2 separate regions of the Mus musculus genome follow, and region 1 is linked to region 2. A link is a contact called in ENCODE Hi-C or POLR2A ChIA-PET data. All regions are on one chromosome and are shown on one strand. The core of a region is the stretch at or near the end of the contact, and the rest is flanking DNA. Distances in the headings are between cores, read along the strand shown. Region 1 holds the start of Memo1 (mediator of cell motility 1). Region 2 holds the start of Spast (spastin).

The links. Hi-C counts contacts between places; a loop is a spot of excess contacts on that map. ChIA-PET counts read pairs that join two places held with the same protein, here RNA polymerase II (POLR2A).
Region 1: a loop to region 2 is called in a map of heart, with 8 times the contacts of the local background. The contact joins the promoter of Memo1 here to the promoter of Spast in region 2. A Hi-C loop is called at or near these places in 6 of 37 maps with a recorded cell type or tissue (gastrocnemius, heart and left cerebral cortex). POLR2A ChIA-PET finds 5 or more read pairs at or near these places in 4 of 5 experiments (Patski and embryonic stem cell).

The regions. Positions count from the first base shown.
Region 1 is chr17:74,291,912-74,296,412 of GRCm38, reverse strand. Memo1 (mediator of cell motility 1) reads left to right here and starts at 1,550. Exons shown (of 9, transcript NM_133771.2): 1 at 1,550-1,721. The coding sequence starts at 1,661.
Region 2 is chr17:74,336,155-74,340,744 of GRCm38, reverse strand. Spast (spastin) reads right to left here and starts at 1,758. Exons shown (of 17, transcript NM_001162870.1): 1 at 1,300-1,758. The coding sequence starts at 1,708.

The sequences.
Region 1 (4,501 bases), core at 301-2,800, 44 kb after region 2:
TTGAAATTAACTGTAGAGCTTTTCTCATAACACTTGAGAACTTGGCAAAAACCCCAACCAAACAAAAAGTATACTGTTACAGCATTAAGGAACGCCGAACTTGGTTAGGCAGCTAGACATCTACTTTGGACTTCTCCAGGATCTAGTTTAATGTGAAACTAAGATATACCCGGTGTATGATTTCTTTCCCAAATACTTTCTGGGAGTTGGGGAACTGTTACACTTCCTGGGTTTTGGAATCCAGCACTTCAAAGCCAAACAAACCACTTCCTTTGTGATTCTACCCAACTGGTAAAGGAATTCTTTTGCTGCGTGGAATACTTACGTGGAATACTGGGATTTTATAAGTGAAGGGTGACATTTGTAGTATTCCTTACCCCGTCTGGTTCCTCATACGCATTAACTCATAATCCTTGGTACCCCTCCCTCACGAACGTCACCCCCATTTAACACAGTAGGAAATAACTGAGACAATCTTTGCCACATTGCAGTTATACCTAAAATACAATTAGTAAATTTAACTGTGTCGAAGACATTAGGTCGTAAGGGGCGAGCCTGGGAAGCGAAGGTTACATTTTGACAGGGTCGGTCCTCCACCCCCCCATATTCTCCCATCCCAGTACGCCTCGCAGCGCGATGTCTCTGCCAGCGAAACTTCGCGGCGTGGCCCCAGACTTGCATTCCTGGGCGATACCCCGAGGGTGGGAACCCCACCAAGGACGCCGGGGAAGGGGGAACCCCGACGGGACTCGGCAGGCAGCGATCGCGTGTGTGTTGTGTGTGCTGAGCCAGCGGCGCACGGGGACAAGCCAGGCGGCTGGGGGGGGGGGGGGGGGAAGGGGCTCACCCCGCCTCGCGGCTGCGTCCTGCGCCCCGCGCCCTGCCCCCAGCCTCTGCTGGCGCTAAACCCCGGAGAGCGGAGCGTGCACGCTGAGCCTCCTCGGCGGGCCCGGCCGCGGCGCTGGGCATGCTCAGTGGGCCGGCCCCGGTAGAGCGGCGAGTAAGGACGCGTGGGCTCCCCAGGCTCTGCCTTTCCCGGGTTCAGGCCCCGGCCCCGGGCTGTGTGTGTGTGTGTTGGGGGGGAGGTGGCACCGATCGCCGCCGCCCTCCGGCTCGCGGCCTCCCGACCCGGGATGGCGCGGGGCCGGTCCCGCTTCCGCCGTTGAGCGCGCGGCACGGCGGGCGGAGGCGCGGGGCGGGGCGGGGCCGGCGGGCGCGCGGCGGGAGGGAGGCCTCGGTGGTGGGGGCGGGGCGGGGCGGGGCGGTGGGGAAGGGCGCGGAGTCACGGGGGTGGGGTCAGCGGGAGGCTCGGCAGGCCGCGCGCGGCGTGGCCGGGGGGCGGCTCGCGGAAGCAGCTCGGGCAGGGGTAGGGGCGGCGGCGGCGGCGGCGACTCCGCGGCCGCGCGGCTAGGGTAAAGCCGCCGTGGGCCCCATCTTCCGGCGGCCGGCGGAGTTTGTGGTGATTGTTGCCGCCCTCCGCCCTGGCTGCCATCTCCTCCTCTTCCTCCTCCTCCTCCTCCTCCTCCTGGGCCGGGCTGGTCCCCTCCCCGCGGCCGCCTCCTCCTGGGCTGGGCCCGCGGCGTCTCGTCCCCTCGCGGAGCCGCCGCCGCCGCCGCCTCCTCATTCATCCTCGTGCACCATAGGCGGCACAGGCACCAAGATGTCCAACCGAGTGGTCTGCCGGGAAGCCAGCCACGCCGGGAGCTGGTACACCGCCTCAGGTAAGGGCGCCAGGCCGCCGGGGTGGTCGAGCTGGGCAGCCGGGGCCCGGCGGGCGGGGACTCGGGCGGCGGGCGGAGGGCGCTGACCGCGTGCCGAGGGATCGGGGCCGGGCCGCGCCGCCTCCCCCACCCGGCGCTCGGGCAGGCGGCCTGGCGCCCGCGGAGTTGGGCGAGGAGTTGCCGGCCGGCCCCGGCCAGGGCGAGCGCGGGCTCCGCGGCTCCGCGGACGGCCTCTGCGGTGGGGAAGGACGAGTTGGCGCGGTCCTCGTTGCCAGAGGCTGGCCGAGGGGACCGCAGTTTTTGCTCCCACCCTTGGGGCACCCAGCGCCCCTGGAAGGAGTGACAGGCAGTACTTTTTCTACCCTATCTCTCGTGTTGCTACTCTTGGTCTCTCTCGCTTGGAAGATCTGTCAGACCTGGGCCTCTCGGGGGGATTTGTCGCTTTGTACGTGGAGATTCGGGCAGAGCTGCTGCCAGGCAGGGGCTCTGGGTGGCCTCCAAGGTCTTTTGTCAGTGTTTGCATTGTTACTGTCATTTAGGGGCAGCTGGAGATGGCATCAGCACTTTTCCTGAGCAACCTCTTTGGTATCCTGTGTTCAGCACCGAGCCGGGGCTGGACGACCTGCCTAGTTTAGCTTACGTTTTGAGAGAATTTTGTCTGCACTGTCTTCAAAAAACCATGTGTAGTTCTTTGGGTGAGAAAGGGTAGGGCCGTTTCCCTCCAGTACAACTCTCTTCACAAGGATTGTTTTCTGAGATTATTTTCAGGGGTCACATTTCTGCTTTGGTAACAAAGAAAAGTTCCTCCGTGATTCCTGTTGGTCTCTAGGCCATCTGTGCTTCTCAGCAACTGGCCCTAACCATATTTCCCTTTGCAAGTACTAGGGTTGGATAGTGACATGATTCTTTTGGGAAAACGGAAAATCTGGAAGGCAGTTTTTTTTTTTTCCCTGAGATTGTTCAACCAGCTGCAGAAGTACATGCATCTTGTTGGTCCACAGCGGATTTGCCCTGCTAAGACACAAAAGAATGACATGGTTGGGTTTGGAACTACTGCTAACAGGTGGCTGTAGTTTTTGCGTTAGATAAGTATGACATTTTATGGTCCTGAAGTACTTCATAGACTTTTAATCAGTTCTCACTACCTGAGAATGTCAGTTCTTGTGCCAGTATATGGGGAAACAGAAATTTAGTGCTGCACCCCAGACTAGGCCTGTGGTAAAATAGGAATTGTGTAAGTCAGGTCTCTGGCTCCTGAGTTTGCCCTTTATAATCAATGCACTATTAATACTGCTTTTTTGTTGTTGTTGTTGTTGTTGTTTTGGTTTTTCGAGACAGCGTTTCTCTGTGTAGCCCTGGCTGTCCTGGAACTCACTTTGTAGACCAGGCTGGCCTTGAACTCAGAAATCCGCCTGCCTCTGCCTCCCAAGTGCTGGGATTAAAGGCGTGTGGCACCACCTCCTGGCTTATTTTTAAGTAGAAGGTTTTTTCCGCAGTATGTTTTGGAGAATTAGAAAGTCACATTGTTCCCATTCACGGCTATCTTTTAGCATTTATTTATTGTGTTCCTGTGCATTTGTTACAAATGTTTTAAGCTTTTGTTGTTGCTTGCTTTGGAATGTGGGCAAATATTCTAGGGAAGTTTTAGATTGTTAAGCATATATATGGGTAGTAAAATTGGGTATAGTTCACACTTTTGGTCTTAGAATTCCTTAGAGTTTACTTACATACAAGATGTAGTCTTTAATCTGGTAAAAAAAAAAATCCTATCTGTAGATACTTATTAGTAAATAGGCAGGTAGTTACATTTTTTCCCTAAAATCTGGGTGAATTAAATAATACCTTTAACTGGAATTCAGGTGTATGAATTTTTGGGGTGTGTGCGACTCACCTAGGGTTTCTCTGTGTTGCCCTGGCTGTACTGAAACTCCCTTGGATTCAGAGATCTGCTTGGCTCTGCTTCCCAGTGCTGGGATCAAAGGCATGCACCATCACTTCCTGGCCAGTCTTTTTAAGTTTGACTGATATTGAGGAAATTAGGGTAAACTTAAAGCAGTTTAGTTTTAGAAGCTTAATTTGTATCCTTAAGATGAATGAAGCAAACTTATAGGTATGTAATGTAAAGTTGGTCTGATGACTGTATCTGTAGGATAGAATAGTGTAGCCAGGTTGAAATGACCTACTCTTGGGACTTTTTATTTGTATTGTGCTATTGTTTCTCTAGACCAGTCAATAAAAAACTGAGGAATAGGAAGAATGTGTTTGTTGATTGTCATTTTGTATCTTTTCCAGTGTTCAGGTTGTACACATAGAAAGTATTCGATTATTGAGTGAAATAAGAGTAAAGCCACATTGAGTTCAGTTAACTAGCTATTTCATTAAGAAAAAAAGTGTACATTTATATTGCATGCACTCATTCACATGTCTTTTTGTTATTTACCCCTTGTTATATGCTGTTAGATCCATTGGCTGAGGGTGCTATAAACTTCTGCTTTCTCTCAAGGAATTCAGAGTTTATTTGAAGTAAATTCTAACTTCAGAAAAGCAATTAAATATCTGTTAGGTTGAGATAGTGCATTTCCATGTTCTGAGGAGGGTGGAGTCCTGTAGAAGTAGTCAGTTGTGCTCTGAAGGAAGGCTATTTAGTCAAGTTTGAGGAAAGAACATTGGATTGGGGGCAGGAAAGTGTAAGTAATGAACTTAGTAAGAATGGTCAGTTCTTACGGGTATAGCCTGGACTGTAGAGTGGAGCTGGAAATGCCAGTGGGTTGGATACTGTA
Region 2 (4,590 bases), core at 509-3,008:
TTTATTTCTTTTGTAACAGAAAATGGATGTAACTAATTTTTTAAATGCTTGTTTGTTAGCTTTGTTTCCAAGACACTAAGAAGGAAACCCAAGCTCTGAAGCCTCCTAGCACACAGTATCACTGAACTACATCCACAAACCCCTAAGGGATCTGGGCTCATCTCAGGGATGAAAGGAGGACTGCCTTCTCCATCCTCCCCAAGTGATCACTCTATGCTCCCAAAAAGTACTGAAGAGCTAAGCACAAAAAGCTTGCTCTCACAAGCACAAACTACTCTTCTCCTGTGTCTGCTACTGTGGGTGACAATAAGAGACATAAGGCTTTCTAAACCCCACTTAGCATTTCCCACACAAGTTTTCAATTAACGATTAGCATAGATTTGGGGTCACCTGTTTCCATCTTGTAAGTAGTAATTTCATCTGTAAAAGACCTGTACTGATAGTACTCTGACCTCAGAATTATTGTGAGGATCAAAGACACATGCAAAATGAATTGACAATGCCTGCCACACAGAAAGGCGAAGAAAAGATGTTGCTTGAAGGAAACCTGAAGTATGCAGTATTCCTGCCTTCACTGCGAGGCAGGAGCGTTTGTTTTATCTTCTATGGTAGAATGATATATGCCTGTTTACCCAACTCATTCATTTAATATTTTTAACATTAAAATTTAGAAACTCGAGAGTGCCTTGGAATAAAATAAAAATAACAAAATAGTAAAAACTAAAGCAACTAGCGGTTGAAATACAGCTCAATAAAAAAGAAATCTTCAAGACTCACTATATTGGTAAAAATAATTCATGAAACTTCAGAATATGGCAAATCCGGCTCTAAGTATAAGGAGCTACTACTCCTTTCAAATCCAAGTCAACCCCCCCCTTTTTTTTTTCCTCTCCAAACACTACAGAACCCTTCTCAATGAAGTTTATACACAGCTGTTTCGATACCAAAACCTTTTGGAAGCCCAGCTCAGAGAAAGCAACACTGTTTACAGTGTTAGAAAGAATCCCGTGTGGTCGGTCACTCTAGGCCAACTGTCACTGTCACCAGCACGCCTGGGTGTCTCACGGGGACTTGGGTCATGCACAAGTGTGGGGGTGCTGAAACAAAGTCGAGTCAGGGCGCCCTGAAAGGGGTGAGGATCAACTAACTAGGCGTCGCACAGCAGGATCTGGCCTGTGGGGACTCGGACTCCCGAGGCAGATCAACTCCGGGGGTGCAGGAAAGGGACGCAAGTGGCGTCCTCCCAGGGCCGCCCGCCCCGGCCAGCCCGCCGGCCTCCCTCCAGCCCCCCAGTAGTACCTTTCTCTTCCTCGTCGATGCGCAGGGCAATGGAGATGTACTCGAAGGCCTGCTTGTGGAAGACGCGGACGCTCTCGGCCTCGCCACCCGGTCCGGGCTCTGGGGGCGAGGGCGAGGCGGGCGCCGGCGCGGTCCCGGAGCTCCTCTTGGCGGCCATGAGGGCGCGGGAGAAGCGCTGGCAGAGCCACGCGAAGAGGAGCCCCAGGTGGCAGGCCAGCAGGCGCAGCAGGGCGAAGCCGACGACCAGCGGGGACGAGAAAGAAGACGGGTTCCGCTTAGGCGGCGAGCCGGCCGCAGGGGCCGGGCCGGCGGCAGGGGCGGGGACCGCGGCGGGGGGCGGAGGCCTGGCGGGCGCCGGGCTCGCGCCGCCCGAGCCTTTCTTCTTCCGTCGTCCGGCCGGAGAACTCATTCACAGCTCCCACTGCCGCCGCCGCCATAACCCGCTTCCCGCAGACCGACGGCGACCAAGCGGCGGCGGCGGCGGCCACTGCCACTGCGGCGGCGGGGGCCCACGGAGCCGCTCGCGCGCCAGCCGGAGCCCGGGAGCCTGGCACCTGCACGCGCCGCTCGCCGGCCCCGCCCCTCGCTCCTCAGCTGCCCAGGAGCACAACCCCGTCTCCTCCTCCTCCTCCTCCTCCTCCCGCCGCGGCCGGTGGCTCCTGCCCCTCCTTTCCTTCTGTCCCCTGGGCCGCTGGCACCTCGCTGCGGCGGCCGGGCACGCGCACGTCCTCGGTGAATGGCTCTGGTGCGCGCGCGTACGCCGCCGTCTTTGTTGACCTGGGAGCTTGTGCGCATGTGCGGCATCCTCCTACCCCCCACGCCCCTGCTATGCCCCTTTCTCTGGGAACCTCAGTTCTGTAGGCGCGGTTCGGCTTGCGATGGTCCCAGGGGTTCGTCGCTCCGCAGGTTCTTCGACTTTTGAAGAATCGGAATAGGGAGCTTTGATAATAAATTTTTAAATGGGGGTTAACAGCGTTTGAGTGGCTTTACTAGTGCTCAGGTCTGCTGTCTCGCAGTGCGGTTGTTTGCCTTTGTGTGAGATGCTGACCTCCAACTCCTCTTGTAGCTGAGGAAGGAGGCCTTCAACTCCTGATCTTTCTGCCTCCGTCTCCCCAAAACTAGGATTACAGGTGTGCATCATCACTCCTATTGCTTTATATATCTTTGTTTTCTGCTGGTTGAGCCAATAGGTCTTTTGCAAAGGATGGCTGATCTGAGTTTCGTATCAGAGGCAGTGTGTAGCAATTTGGGTATGTTAGCTGAGAGGGAAACAAGTTGCAGAGACAAAGTTCAAGACATCCTAAAGGGAAAACTTTATTACCACGAGGACCACGAACCCTACTTTCAACTAACCTATTACACGTTTGTGTTATCTCAGGATTAGTTATGTGAATGCAGTCATTCTTGGGTTTTGCCTAGTTACCATACTTGGTAGAATCCATACTATCTGTGTGTGCACGTGGATGTGTGTATATGTCTTCACCATTTCTTCCTTTGGTAGACTATCTATCTACTCAATATTTCCCATATTCTAATGATCAGCAGTTGTTCTACAGATCCTGGATCACATAGAGGAAAACAAACCGTGGGCCAGTCAGACTCCTGCGAACTGGCATCTGGAAATAGAAGTTAGTTGAAATCAAAAGCTCTAAGAGCCAGTCGATGCCATCTGTATTCCCAGAGTTTTTGGATTCCTAGACTATATTGCCTATCCAATAAACTATTCAGTCTTTCCTCTTTCTCCCTCCCTCGCCCATCCCCCTCCCCTCATCCCTGTCTTTAAAAACAAACAAACAAAACCACCCCCTCTCATTTCAGTTTGCCACAATTATTTCTTGTTGCCTAAATGAGTGACTACTAACACAAAGTCTCTATTGTTTCCAGTGTGAGGCATACAGATCCCCTGTGAGCGCATAGGAGAATCCCTGCATTCTGCTGAAACTATATTCCCTACCAATATAAATATCATAGATTGCTGCAAAATTTACGTCCATTGTTTCCCACTGCTGCCTGCCTTCTTTTCTGCTTCGATCCTGATTATATTTTTCACATTCTGAAATGTTTTCTGTCTTTCAAATTTGTATTCCTTTCAATTCCTTTTATCCAGTAAGCTCTGATTCTCTTTTGAACCATATAGTAGTGGTTGTGTGAAATCAATCATGTCGTGTGTGTGTGTGTGTGTGTGTGTGTGTGTGTGTGTGAAATAAAAAGGATGTACATAAATATATATGAATACATAGGTAAATAAAATAAAGTATAAGAAATATGTTTTATACATATGTCAACTAAATAAAAATGAGATGTACAGGGGGCTGGTGAGATGGCTCAGCGGGTAAGAGCACTGAGTGCTCTTCCAAAGGTCCTGAGTTCAAATCCCAGCAACCACATGGTGGTTCACAACCAACCGTAATGGGACCTGATGCCCTCTTCTGGTGTGTCTGAAGTCAGCTACAGTGTACTTACATACAAATAATAATAAAGAAATCTTTAAAAAAGATGTACAAACCTATTGAACAATTTGAGGAGACAGCAAATTGCCTTTTACTGTCGAGTCAGGTACTATCCTGAACGCTGTGTTAACCCTTCTTATGTGTGTGTCCTATAAGTCTTTTAATAAAACATTCTTTGCTTTGCTTTATTTATTTATTTATTTTTAATTTATTGTGGCAGAGTCTATGCAGCTCTGGCTGGCCTTCAGCTCCGAGATCCTCCTGCCTCTGCCTCTGCCTCTCAAGTGCTTGGATTGAAAGCATGCACCACCATTCCTGCCAAACATAAGCATTTCTAAGCAATCTATTCTGTAGTTTCACCTGGTCTATTTTGACTTTATACAATGTTATTATATTCTTACTTTGTGTTCTCTCCTCATTCTTTAAGTGGCTAACTTTCCTCATATTGGCTCCTAGAGCTACTTCTGGTGGTACAGTTGCAGTATATTTATTTTCTTTCATTGCCGTGTGGTATTGCATTATACTAATTTACCAAAGTTTATTTTGCCATGCAATTGATAATTGGTATCTAGTTTAGTACAAGATTTTTGTCCCTAAGTAGCTTATTTTCCTTTGGTGTGGGAGAGCTAACCCAGGACCTCCCAATACTAAGAAAGTATTCTACCACTGAGCTACATCCCCAACCCCAATGTGGCTCAATAGTAGCTCAAAGCCATCTTTGTTTGCATGGTAAATTCCATGCCACATTGAACTACAGGAGACACTGCCTCTAAAAGATTTAAAAAAAAAGGTGGTGGGGAGCGGGGGGGGGGGGGGGGCGGGGGGAGACGGACATGGGCTG